Linked DNA regions of Mus musculus: region 1 is linked to region 2. The links are chromatin loops, found by intact Hi-C in ENCODE. Cell type or tissue: heart. All regions are shown on one strand. Links, peaks and the distances in the headings refer to the core of each region. The heading gives the core; the rest is flanking DNA.

The links. A loop is a pair of places that touch in the nucleus more often than their neighbours do. Peaks named below come from ENCODE experiments on the same cell type or tissue, not always from the same donor. Only the 100,000 strongest peaks of a DNase experiment are listed, where the experiment ranks them.
Region 1: a loop joins it to region 2, with 4 times the contacts of the local background. A loop is called at or near these places in 1 of 42 quality-filtered maps.

Annotation. Positions count from the first base shown.
Region 1 is chr5:31,151,764-31,157,138 of GRCm38, forward strand. Mpv17 (MpV17 mitochondrial inner membrane protein) reads right to left here and starts at 2,488. Exons shown (of 8, transcript NM_008622.6): 1 at 2,428-2,488; 2 at 1,905-1,979. The coding sequence starts at 1,974. It overlaps Gtf3c2 (general transcription factor IIIC, polypeptide 2, beta), which reads right to left. Exons shown (of 19, transcript NM_027901.2): 19 at 4,243-5,375. In heart, for the core only: no CTCF peak of the experiment used is centred there; DNase peaks (open chromatin) are centred at 1,938 and 2,508; H3K4me3 peaks cover 1,522 bases; H3K27ac peaks cover 1,432 bases.
Region 2 is chr5:31,216,172-31,221,546 of GRCm38, forward strand. It overlaps Ppm1g (protein phosphatase 1G (formerly 2C), magnesium-dependent, gamma isoform), which reads right to left and starts at 4,374. Exons shown (of 10, transcript NM_008014.3): 1 at 4,132-4,374. The coding sequence starts at 4,251. In heart, for the core only: CTCF peaks have their summits at 3,065 and 4,110; a DNase peak (open chromatin) is centred at 4,540; H3K4me3 peaks cover 2,920 bases; H3K27ac peaks cover 1,909 bases.

The DNA of each region.
Region 1 (5,375 bases), core at 244-5,243, 64 kb before region 2:
CCAGGGAGCCCAGGGAGCCACATCTCTGCACTTGTGCCCTTGGAGCTTTAGTTAGCTATGGATCATTTAGGTGGGGGAAGCATGACTGTCCTTTCCTCTCCATCCCTATGGCCACAAGGGGGGGACCTTCTATCTGGCAGCTAGGGGCCCTGAGGGAATCTGAGGCTGGGCAAAGGGCCCAGCATGTCAGTTCCCATCACAGCCACACAGTCCAGCATGAGTCACCACACACTCAGCCAGGTGAGTCATGCAGGTCGGACACTCTGAGGACAAGAGGTGGATGGGCACAGGATGCTATCGAGGGGCCAGAGAGGAGTAGGAGTCCACCTTCTGGCCAGTCATGCGGCTTCTAATGCTAACATACAGCTATTCTACTAACAAGACCTCTGGCCTACCTACCCTTCAGCCCCCCTCTTTCCCCTCAGCCCTCTGCCGAATATGGGTTCTTTATCTAAGCATAGGCAAGCCTTGTTTATTACCTGACCGCCCACTGCAATGCTCTGATGCTCTGATGCTCAGAGGCCTGCTGAGGCTTCCTTGAACTAGCACTTTGCTCCTCATGCTGTGGCTTCTGTATGCATATGAAAAAACTTCAGATTTGCCTGAAAAGTTGGCCACGGAGGAACCTAAGATGTGCTTCAAAGCAAACGACCTCAGAGTAGCCCCAGTCATAACAATGAGTAGCCAGCAAAAGGAAGGGTGGAACAGATACAAAGAGGCACTGGAGGCGCTCTGTGAAGCTGCTACTTCATCGCTGACAGAGTAAAAAAGCCGCAGGTAGTGTACTGAGAATATGTTTGTAAGAAAAGCCAAACAATGATGTAAGCTAAGCTTAGGAGAGTGGCCATCTAGCCAGCCGTAGTGGTTTACATTTGTAATTTCAGCATTCAGGGGGCTGAGAAGAGACAGCTGCAAGTTTAAGGCCAGTCTGGCTACAATGTGAATTCTAGGTCAGCCCAGGGTTGTGTGACTCTTGTCTTAAAAATGAAATAAAAACTGGAATATATGAATTGAAAGAGAGGGATCCAACAGAGTTCCAAAGCTGATTACTGAAGGATTCCCTTTTAATATGATTTAAACTTTAGATATATGACTGTTTTATACACTTCACAATAAACATTATGTATAAAAATGGAGTAAGTTACTTCAGCACTTGTTAGGTGTGTCATTTAATGTGGACTCATTCCTGCTAACAGACCTTTGGAGGCGCCTATGCATGGAGACAATGTGCTCAGCACACTATAAAGTATAAGAGGAAAGCATTTAATTTCCCAAGGTGGGGTCTCTTGGGGGCAATGCTTTTTAAGAATGGACTACTTAGGCTAGGCAGTGGTGGCACATCCCTTTAATCCCAGCACTTAGGAAGGAGAGACAGGTGGATCTCTAAGTTGAAGGCCACCCTGGCACACAGATTTTCATGACAGCCAGGACCATACAGAGAAGTCCTGCCTTGAAAAACAAAAACAGAAACTATCACCTAATTTCTTGAGGACTTTAAGTCTTGCTCGACAGACTGTGCATCTCTCTCTTTTAGATTTATTGTTATCATTTTAAACTGTGTGTGTTTGTGCAAGTGAGTGCAGATGCCCCAAGTGGTTGGAGGTGACAGAGCTCTCTGGAGCTGGTGCTACAGGTGGCTCTGAGCTACATGACATAGTGTAGAATCCTCTACAGAGCAGTATGCGCTGTTAACCTCTGAGCCACGTCTCTATTTCGTCTCCCCTCCAGCATGGGTCTCAGAAACAGCTCACCCTCCAAAACAGACATAATAGTTCAGGAGAAGGGAAACACTTCCGGGGGGGGGGGGCTAAACTGGAGGAGGTAGGTGGTGTCGTGATATGGGCCTCCTCCTCCACCTCAAATCAGCTGCTCTAATTATACTCTGGTCCCAGAGTGACACTCACCAGCTGTCAGAACCTGGACTTTCCACGGATGTGCTGCCAGGGCTCTCTGGTATGCTCGCCAGAGTGCCATGCTCCCTGTCAAACCAAGAGGATAAGTCACTCCCATTGCCCCTCACAGTAAAGAACATGCCTGCCATTTCCTTATGCTCACTCTCCTTACTTCCAAACTCTGCAAGTGACAGAGGCCTCAGAAAGCTTGCTTACTGGGCCGTGCCCCTGCCTTGTGGTCACTATTCATCTGGAAAGGAAGCAGTTTTGAGTAACCTGGTCCTGGTCCTGAAGCAAGGCATCCAGTCCTGATTAAGACACTCATGAAATTAGACTTACTCTGGCTTCCATCCAGAGTCTGGGTTCCATCCCCCAAGTAAACACGATAGGTCCCCAGATTCAGTTGGAATCTCCTTTATAAGAGTAACTACACACCAGAAATAAACCAAGACCTGGATCTGTAAGGTCACATGACCTGCAAGAACTCTCAACCCACAGTGCTTCAAGTCTCTGAATGCCAAGAACCTCCGCTCACCTGAGTGCCAGCTCTGCGCAGAACCTTCTCTCACGTGACCGAAGCTGGTCCAGGGACTTCCGTATCGAGCACCGCCTCTTCCGTCTGCCTGCGGGCCGGGCTGTTGTTTGGACACAAGCAGTCCAGGAGGAATGCAGGTGGGTGGGGCCTTTGATACCCCTTGCGAGGCGGCTCAGCCGACCACTTAAGGGGAGTGGGCAGCCCCCTTCTCGTGGACTGCACCAAACATCGGTGTAGGACAGTCTGTGCTTCCCTGTAACTCGGCTGCCCCCACCCCCCACCCTCGTTCTCCCCAGACTATCAGGCCAGACTGTCAGTCTCCCGGAGGTAGTCAGGTCTAGACGCCCTTCTCAGTTTGGAAACTTGAATGCTGAAGTAGTGCAGGTATACCCAAGCTCCCAAGTGAGCAGAACTCAGACTTGTTCTATTTTTTTTCCTTGTTCTTTATACCAAATTTTTAAGTTTTGTCTGAAAAATCTTTCTGGACAAGCAGTCAACTTTCAGAACCACTGGCTTAGCAGAACCTGAGAACGCCCGTGCTAGCTGTCTTAAGTTTGGTCATGAATTTTGTAAAATGACCCTGTCTTGCAATCAGGGCTCCTTGAATTCTAGGGCTGTACAAGAGGCAACTCAATGGAGGGTTTGTTTTGCTTTATGGGTTTCTAGAGTCATGCTTTGTTTGTTGTTTTTCCAAGACAAGGTTTCTCTGTGTAGCCCTGGCTGTCTTGGAACACACTCTGTAGACCAGGCTGGCCTCCAACTCAGAAATCCACCTGCCTTAGCCTCCCAAGTGCTGGGATTAAAGGAGTGCGCCACCACACCCGGCTTCTAGTCATGTTAAGCAAAGAGGCATAAAACTATATTTAAAAAAAAAAAAACATTTTAGGAATCTTAATCTCCCTCTAGTTTTAACACCCAACTCCCTGCAAATCCCTTCCTGAGGTAGGTAAAGATGTATACGTCTCCAAGCCTTGAAAAAGGTCAACTTATTTGATGTCTGTCCACCCCCAGCTCAGTTAGTCAGTTCCTGTATGATTAATGAAGGATGGATTCTATTAGAGAGAGTAAGAATTCAGGGGAATTAGATTCTTGTGTACAGAACATGCTAAAAGAATTTCACTAGTAGACATAATAAGGGAGTCCAAATGTGCAAGATTGGAAGGTGTTTTTAAGCGATATGGATTCAAGCCTTATTCAGATTGCTTAACCTCTCAGAACCTAATTGTCATTACATAAAATAGTACCTACCCCATGGAGCTCAGGGGTATATGAAAAGCACCCCAAACCGAGAAAATGCTTAATATCATTTATCTATCCTCCCTTCTCTCCCACTAGAGAAATATAAAAGTCCCTTAGTGAGGTTTGACCTGGGAGTTTCTGGAGGGGAGAAGATACCAGGAGGGAAGTGAGCCCAGGATCTTGCACACACACTAAGTCCATGCTCTTCCATTGAGCTACATCCCAGCCGAGATGAGATCTTGAAGGACACATAGGTTTAGGTGTTGGTGTCAAAGGCAACAGAATAAGCTAAGGCACACAGGAAGAAGAGCAAGAACCAAGAACAGCTACACTGGGAAGGAAGATAGGGAAGAAAGGACTGAGGAGAAAAGGCTTGTGGGAGAGGAGAAAGAACAGAACAGAAAATATTGCCCCCACAGTTACTTCTCAGCTCAAGCGTGAATCAACACCAGGAGCAGGGTCGCTGGCACAGCCTTTAGTCCCCCCCCCAGGTTCCACCTTCTCTAACGCTGGAAGTAGGGAAATACAGATGTGCTGTATGGATGGGTTGCTCTGCAGGACAAGCCAAGCTCCTCTGCAATGGAAGGCACTTCTTTATTAGTTCAAAAAGCAAGCCCGACACCGCCTGAGCTGGATCACAACAGAGTGCTATAACACTTGGCTCCTAACACTAATGCAGTTATGGGCCCTTCTGCTGTGTAAGGACCTTACTGTCCTAGAGGTCTGCTTCCTCTTCTGTATAGGAAGGGGACTCACTACTTGGCTCTCTTCTTAAAGACTTCTGGCGTTTGACAAATCTTCTACACTACTCAGGTAGAAAACTGTTTCCAGATATAACAGACCAATCTTGAGTGCTCTAAAGTCTAGGTTTTGTTTCAGGCAATACTAATGTAAACTGCATCCCATCCAAGAGGAAACAGGCTACCTGTTTCCTATTTCCTAAGATGGTCTAACTACTTCCTTCCACACTTCAGCCTGTATACTCCAATGTGTCCCCTGCCTGTGTTTTCAAGACAGTATCAGTCATGTGAGGTGCTGCTATCCACAGAGGACTTGATTGAGCGAACAATACATTATTGGGTTCTAAATACTTTCTATACAGAGTTTAAACATGTTTAATACGTCAGCAATGTGACCATATCATAAAGATCAAAAATCATGACTTGTAAAAGAATGATTGAAATAACTAAAGATATTTAATCTAGAGGAAAAATGCCTTGGGAACACATGATAGCTACTGTGAAGTACTGAAAGGGCAGCCACAGGGGGGGTGACTATTTTCTAACACCCATTAGTAAAATTAAGAGAGGTATACTCTGACTTGATATAAAGAAGATCTTTTTTTTTCTTTTCTTTACTTTTTTTTTTTTTACTTTTTGGTTTTATGAGATAGCCCAGACTGAATGCAAACTTGTGATCCTCTTACCTCGGCCTCCTAAGTGCTGGGATTACAGGTATGCACCACTATACTCAGCTTCAAAAAATTTAAAAACACTATCTAGGAGTGTTCAAGTAGTGTCATATGTCAGTGATTGGGAATATTTCATAAGCAGAAACACGAACTAGCTGCTGTCCTACTGGCAGGGTGCTTATGTTGTTCCTCAGTTAAAGTTAAGTTATGAGCAGCTTCAGTCCAATAAATTACTGTCCCTACCATCGGGCCTGTGTGTTGGTTATTCTAATGAGGGAGATCGGAAGGCAATAACATC
Region 2 (5,375 bases), core at 124-5,123:
AGAGCATCAAGTTGCTCTTATCTGCTGAGACATCATCTATTCAGTCCTTCAATAATCTTTCATGATGACCACTCAAAGTTAGATTCAAAACATATCAATACCAAATAGGGTCTGGTGATCCAAACCTGTAATCCTAACACTCAGGAGGCAGAGATAGGAGGATACCTGCAAGTTCCAGAACAGACAGGGCTACATAATAAATTCCTGTTTCCTACCCTCAGCTTCTCAAAAAGGCTGCAGAAATAACAGGAATAAGTAAAGGCAGTTGCCACCAAGTCTGGGCGACCTGCGCTCAATCCTAGGACCTCCATGGTAGGAACAGAAATGAAATTTCCACAAGCTGTCCTTTGAACTCATGTGTGCTATAACACACGCATATCCACATACAAACAATGCTTAAAAAAAAAATACAGAGAGTTTTTAAAAGGAGGAAAGTAGTGGAGAGAGACGGCTCAGCAGTTAAGAGCACTGGCTGCTCTTCCAGAGGTCCTGAGTTCAAATCCCAGCAACTACATGGAGGCTCACAACCATCTATAAAGGGATCTGATGCCCTCTTCTGGCATCCAGGTATACATGCAGAAAGAGCACTCATTAAAAAAAAAACAAAAAAACGCCGGGCTTGGTGGCGCACGCCTTTAATCCCAGCACTCAGAAGGCAGAGGCAGGTAGAATTCTGAGTTCAAGGCCAGCCTGGTCTACAAAGTGAGTTCCAGGACAGCCAGGGCTATACAGAGAAACCCTGTCTCGAAAAACAAAAAGACAAAAAAAAAACAAAAAACAAAAAAACCCACAAACCTTTAATCCCAGCACTCGGGAGGCAGAGGCAGGAGGATTTCTGAGTTCGAGGCCAGCCTGGTCTACAAAGTGAGTTCCAGGACAGCCAGGACTATACAGAGAAACCCTGTCTCAAAAAACCAAAAAAAGAGAGAGAGAGAGAGAGAGAGAGAGATGGCTCAGTGGTTAAGAGCAATGACTGCTCTTCCAGAGGTCCTGAGTTCAATTCCCAGCAACCACATGGTGGCTCACAACCATCTGTAATGGGACTAATGCCCTCTTCTGGTGTGTCTGAAGACTGCTACAGTGTATTCATATACATTAAATAAATAGTATTTCTTTAAAAAGTTAAAAAAATAAAGAGGAGTATTTATTGAATTTTTGTAACATCCCAACTCTCCACAAAACTGTTTTCTTTCAGAGGAGCCTCAACAATCCTTTTCCTTTCAACAGTACATTGCGTTCAAACTGGACTTCTCACCAGCCACCAAAACCTCACAATTTTTGTTTGTTTCTCAGCACCTCCTCCTCCTTTTAACTCCATAGGATAGCTCAACAAGCTGGAGAATCCCTCCAAATCACAAAGAAGGGGGTGTATCACTACAGCATTTTGACACCCTCTCCACTTCCTCCCCCAAATTCTAGTTCTACAGCAAGAGGGTTGGAGAGACTGAGACAGAAGGTATGAAATGCCAGCTTTTGGTGACTACCACCCACCCTTGGTTCAAGAGAGAGACTAAAACAGGCTTAAAGCTGTGTCAGACTTTTACTAACTTCTGTAAGGTAAACCAATACAACTTATCTGAACCCAGTCTTTAGAATCAAGCCAACAATGTGAATGGGCTTCATTAATTGGTGGAATTAAGTCTATTCCTTAGGAAAAGAGGAACCAAGACATAGCATAACTCTTTCCCCACCTTTTTGGCCTATTGAACTATATACACTCTTAGATCAAGATCTTATTTTCTGAAAGATTCTTCTAAGAGACTAAAAACTTTAGTGTCTTTCTTAAAATAGCAAAGATACTATGTAATACTTTGAGGGAGGACACAAACCTAGAAAGAAAGTATCTATGCAGCAGAAAGGGATCTTAACTAGCACTTCAAGATTAGGCATATTTACTCAAACAAAAGTAAATCCAGGAATAGCACAGCAGGAGCTGTAATGCTCAAACATTGCCTTTAGAGTGAAGATTATGGTCTCAAGAACAGTTGAGCAAAATTCTTCATACCAAACAGCCCTAAACTCAAAATGAAGTAGATTTTTAATCTCCAATGGAGGAACCAAAACACAGTGGGAAATGCTTAGCAGAGAAGTAAAATCACAGAATTCCTAGATCTAAAAACACTCAGCTCAATTCATAAAAAAACTAGAAAGAGTGCCCCCAAAAGTGGAAAAACCATTTCATTCCACGGAAATTAAAAAACAAGAAACTTGAAAAGTCTATGAGATGAGAATAAAAGAACCCCATAGCCTAACCCAAACACCAGCCAGACTAACTTTATGGCTTTTCTTCCACCACCACCCTCCCCAACCCCCACTGCACTTGAAAGAACTAGTTATCAGCAGAGGCCAGAAGAGGGCACCGGATTCAACCACGGGTTTTTTTTTTTTTTCTTCCGAGACAGGGTTTCTCTGTAGCCTTGGCTGTCCTGGAACTCACTCTGTAGACCAGGCTGGCCTCGAACTTGGCTGTCCTGGAACTCACTCTGTAGACCAGGCTGGCCTCGAACTCAGAAATCCGCCTGCCTCTGCCTCCCAAGTGCTGGGATTAAAGGTGTGCACCACCACGCCCGGCTTTTTTTTTTTTTTTTTTTTTTTTTGAACCACAGGTTGTTGGAACCTCCTTGACATGGGTGGGCACTGAGAATCACACTCTGGTCCCCTGTAAGAACAGCAAGTTGCACTTAGCCACCCCCAAGGCTTTCCTTCTGAAGCTATACTATACCCAGGTATCTCTAACTTTACCCAGTCATTACTACAGCATGCCACTGAGAAATATGAAAGCTGTGCTTCATCTTGACACCTATATAAGAACAGCTCCTATTGTCTTGAACACCTTAATACAATTCTTTGTATCAAGGTACAAGTACCCTAATCTTTCTAGGCCTCAATTTCCAAGCCATTAAATGTGGGCACTGAGCCAAATGAATAGGACCCTCTCCTTGCTGAAATTATTTATCTAGATTCTGCTGGATCTAGATAATGCTAGAGCCATAATCAAAAGCTGGTGAAAATAGCTTTTGAGTCTGAGAACAAACCATTTAGGTTCACACTGTCATTCCAGAGCTAACCACAGGGAGGAGCGAGGGAATTTGAGAGAAAAAAAAAAAAAAAAAAAAAAAAAAAACACCAAGGGAAACTATTTGGCTGTTACCTGTAGCCCACCTACTAACTGGATAAACCCTCGATTCCAGACATAATTAGAACTTTTCACTAGTCCCTTAGACTTCACACAAAATTGCTCAAAGACACCTATTCCCTGTTCATTGTAGTTTCACATCCATTTGCTCAACACTGTCAATCCAAATGATTGCTTTCCCTTTCATCCAAAGTGGACTTTTCTTTTCTTTTTAAAAGTTATTCGTAGATGGTGACAAAAAAGGATTGATGACAAGACTGAAAATCGAGTATACTAAATTATATGCAGAGGAAAATGACAACTCAGTAAGTTTTAAAGAAATCGAGTAAGAAAAAAAATTACAAGCATATTTCAAAAAATAAAAAATAAAAGCAAGCCTAGTGACAGACACGATTCCTTTCCTAAAGATCATAAAAGATTTCGAAAAGAATACGAACGAGTGACAATTCTCGAAGGTCAAGCGGGGCTTCTGAAATTAACATGAGGTGTCTAAGGCTAAAAGCAACTGAGGGTTAAGAATGGAAAGCACATTATTACCCGGGCTCCTTTTCGCCATCAAGTTTGTAGCCCCAAGAGGCCTGCCACATTACATATTTCAAGAATAAAAACGAACCAGTCATTCACATCTATTCGACCAATAAGCGAACAAATAACGAGTCTTCCCTCTTCCCTCTGACAACCCCATGCCGCTGGAAAAGCTGGAGGGCTGGGCTGGCACCAGAGGATGGCGCGAAGGTACGGAGAGACGGCGGCCAGTAGGCGGAAGGTGCCTCTTCTCACATGGCAGGGCTCCCGCAGCCACTAGCCATCAGGCCGCGGTCCCCAAGCTCTAGCCGCTCCCTCTCCGCCCGGATCCCGCGCTCGCCGCCGCCTCCCGCACCGTGGCTGCAGGCTCTCGTCAGGGACCCCTGCTTGAGGAGAACCCCATCCCCCTCGCTCCCTTTCTCTGTCAGGTTCCTGCCATGCAGTGGCCAGCCGCTGGGGCCCTGTCTCACCTCCATGGAGACGCGCCAGCCTTGCATGGCGGAGAAGCCGTAGGGCAGCGGGAGCCGCGGGGCGCCAACCCCGTCCCCGGAGCACTTCACCGTGTTGGGCTGAGAGAGGTAGGCACCCATGGCGGCGGATGGCTGGCTACCTGAGGAACAGGTAAGCGGGACGCGACCCTTGCCGGCGCCGGAGCCGGGGCCCCTGGGGGCGCGCGTGGCAAGGAGCGGGCCCGGCTGCGCAGTCGACGCAAGGTGCCGGCGAAAGGCGCGAGGCCGGCTAGGAGGCGGTAACGGGACAGGAGCGGGGAGAGGGCGGAAGCGGAAACCGCGCTGCTCCAGGCCCCGCCCTACTGGCGCGGTGAGCCGCTGCGGGCGGTCATTTCCTTAGCAACTCGCCCCGCCCTCGGGGACAACGGCCCGCCCAACCGCCGCTCCCGCGAGACTGGTTGCCACGCCCACCAACGGCTGGGGCTGGAGGGAGCCATGGCGATGTGCGGCCATCTCCACGCTGACCGTGCTTTAGCACGGGGCTCTGGTCTCAGCAGTTTTTGCCTGAAGTCTCTATTGTGTGGGACCTGGGGCTTCCAGTTGCGTTCTGCGGTTTTGTCAGCCCTGTCCCTCCCTCTCTCCCTCCACGCCCTCAGATTCCGACAAACCCCGCCGGATTCGGTTCAATTAAAGTTGACTAGCGTTTGTACTGCGCTTCCGCGGTCTTTGGCCAGGCTCTGTGAGGCCTGTACTGACAAAGGAAAACGGAGACCTAGGTCTGTGGAAAAATTCGAATTAATACAGGGTAGAAACTGTTTGGTGCAGTGCTGGGTGAGGCGAGAGCAAAGAGGCGGGAACGAGCTGCTTATCGCCAATGTAGATTTAAGACCCTCGGAGAAGGTGCCTGAGGGTGGCGTTTAGCCACGGGAGAAGGGAATACGGATACAAGGCTGGAGGACTGAGGAAAGTGTAAACTACATTGGGCTGGCTTATTGAGGAAGCTGGCTGGCCTCTTTGTGGAGAGCGATTCTAAGTAGGAACAGATCTAGCGATGGATGGATGGCCTAGCATCAAGATGGGTAATGTGGTCGTCATTGTGGTGGTGCCTGTTTTGCGTTTGTTAGTCTAATTCTGTGTGCACTGGACACCAGAGGAAGAGTCTGGCGGGTACTGTAACTGGTTAGAATGCTCTTAATCTGAACGTGATGAACTAAGGACTGGGGTGCTGGCCACGGGTAGTTAGGGTTGGAGGGACAATCCAGCAG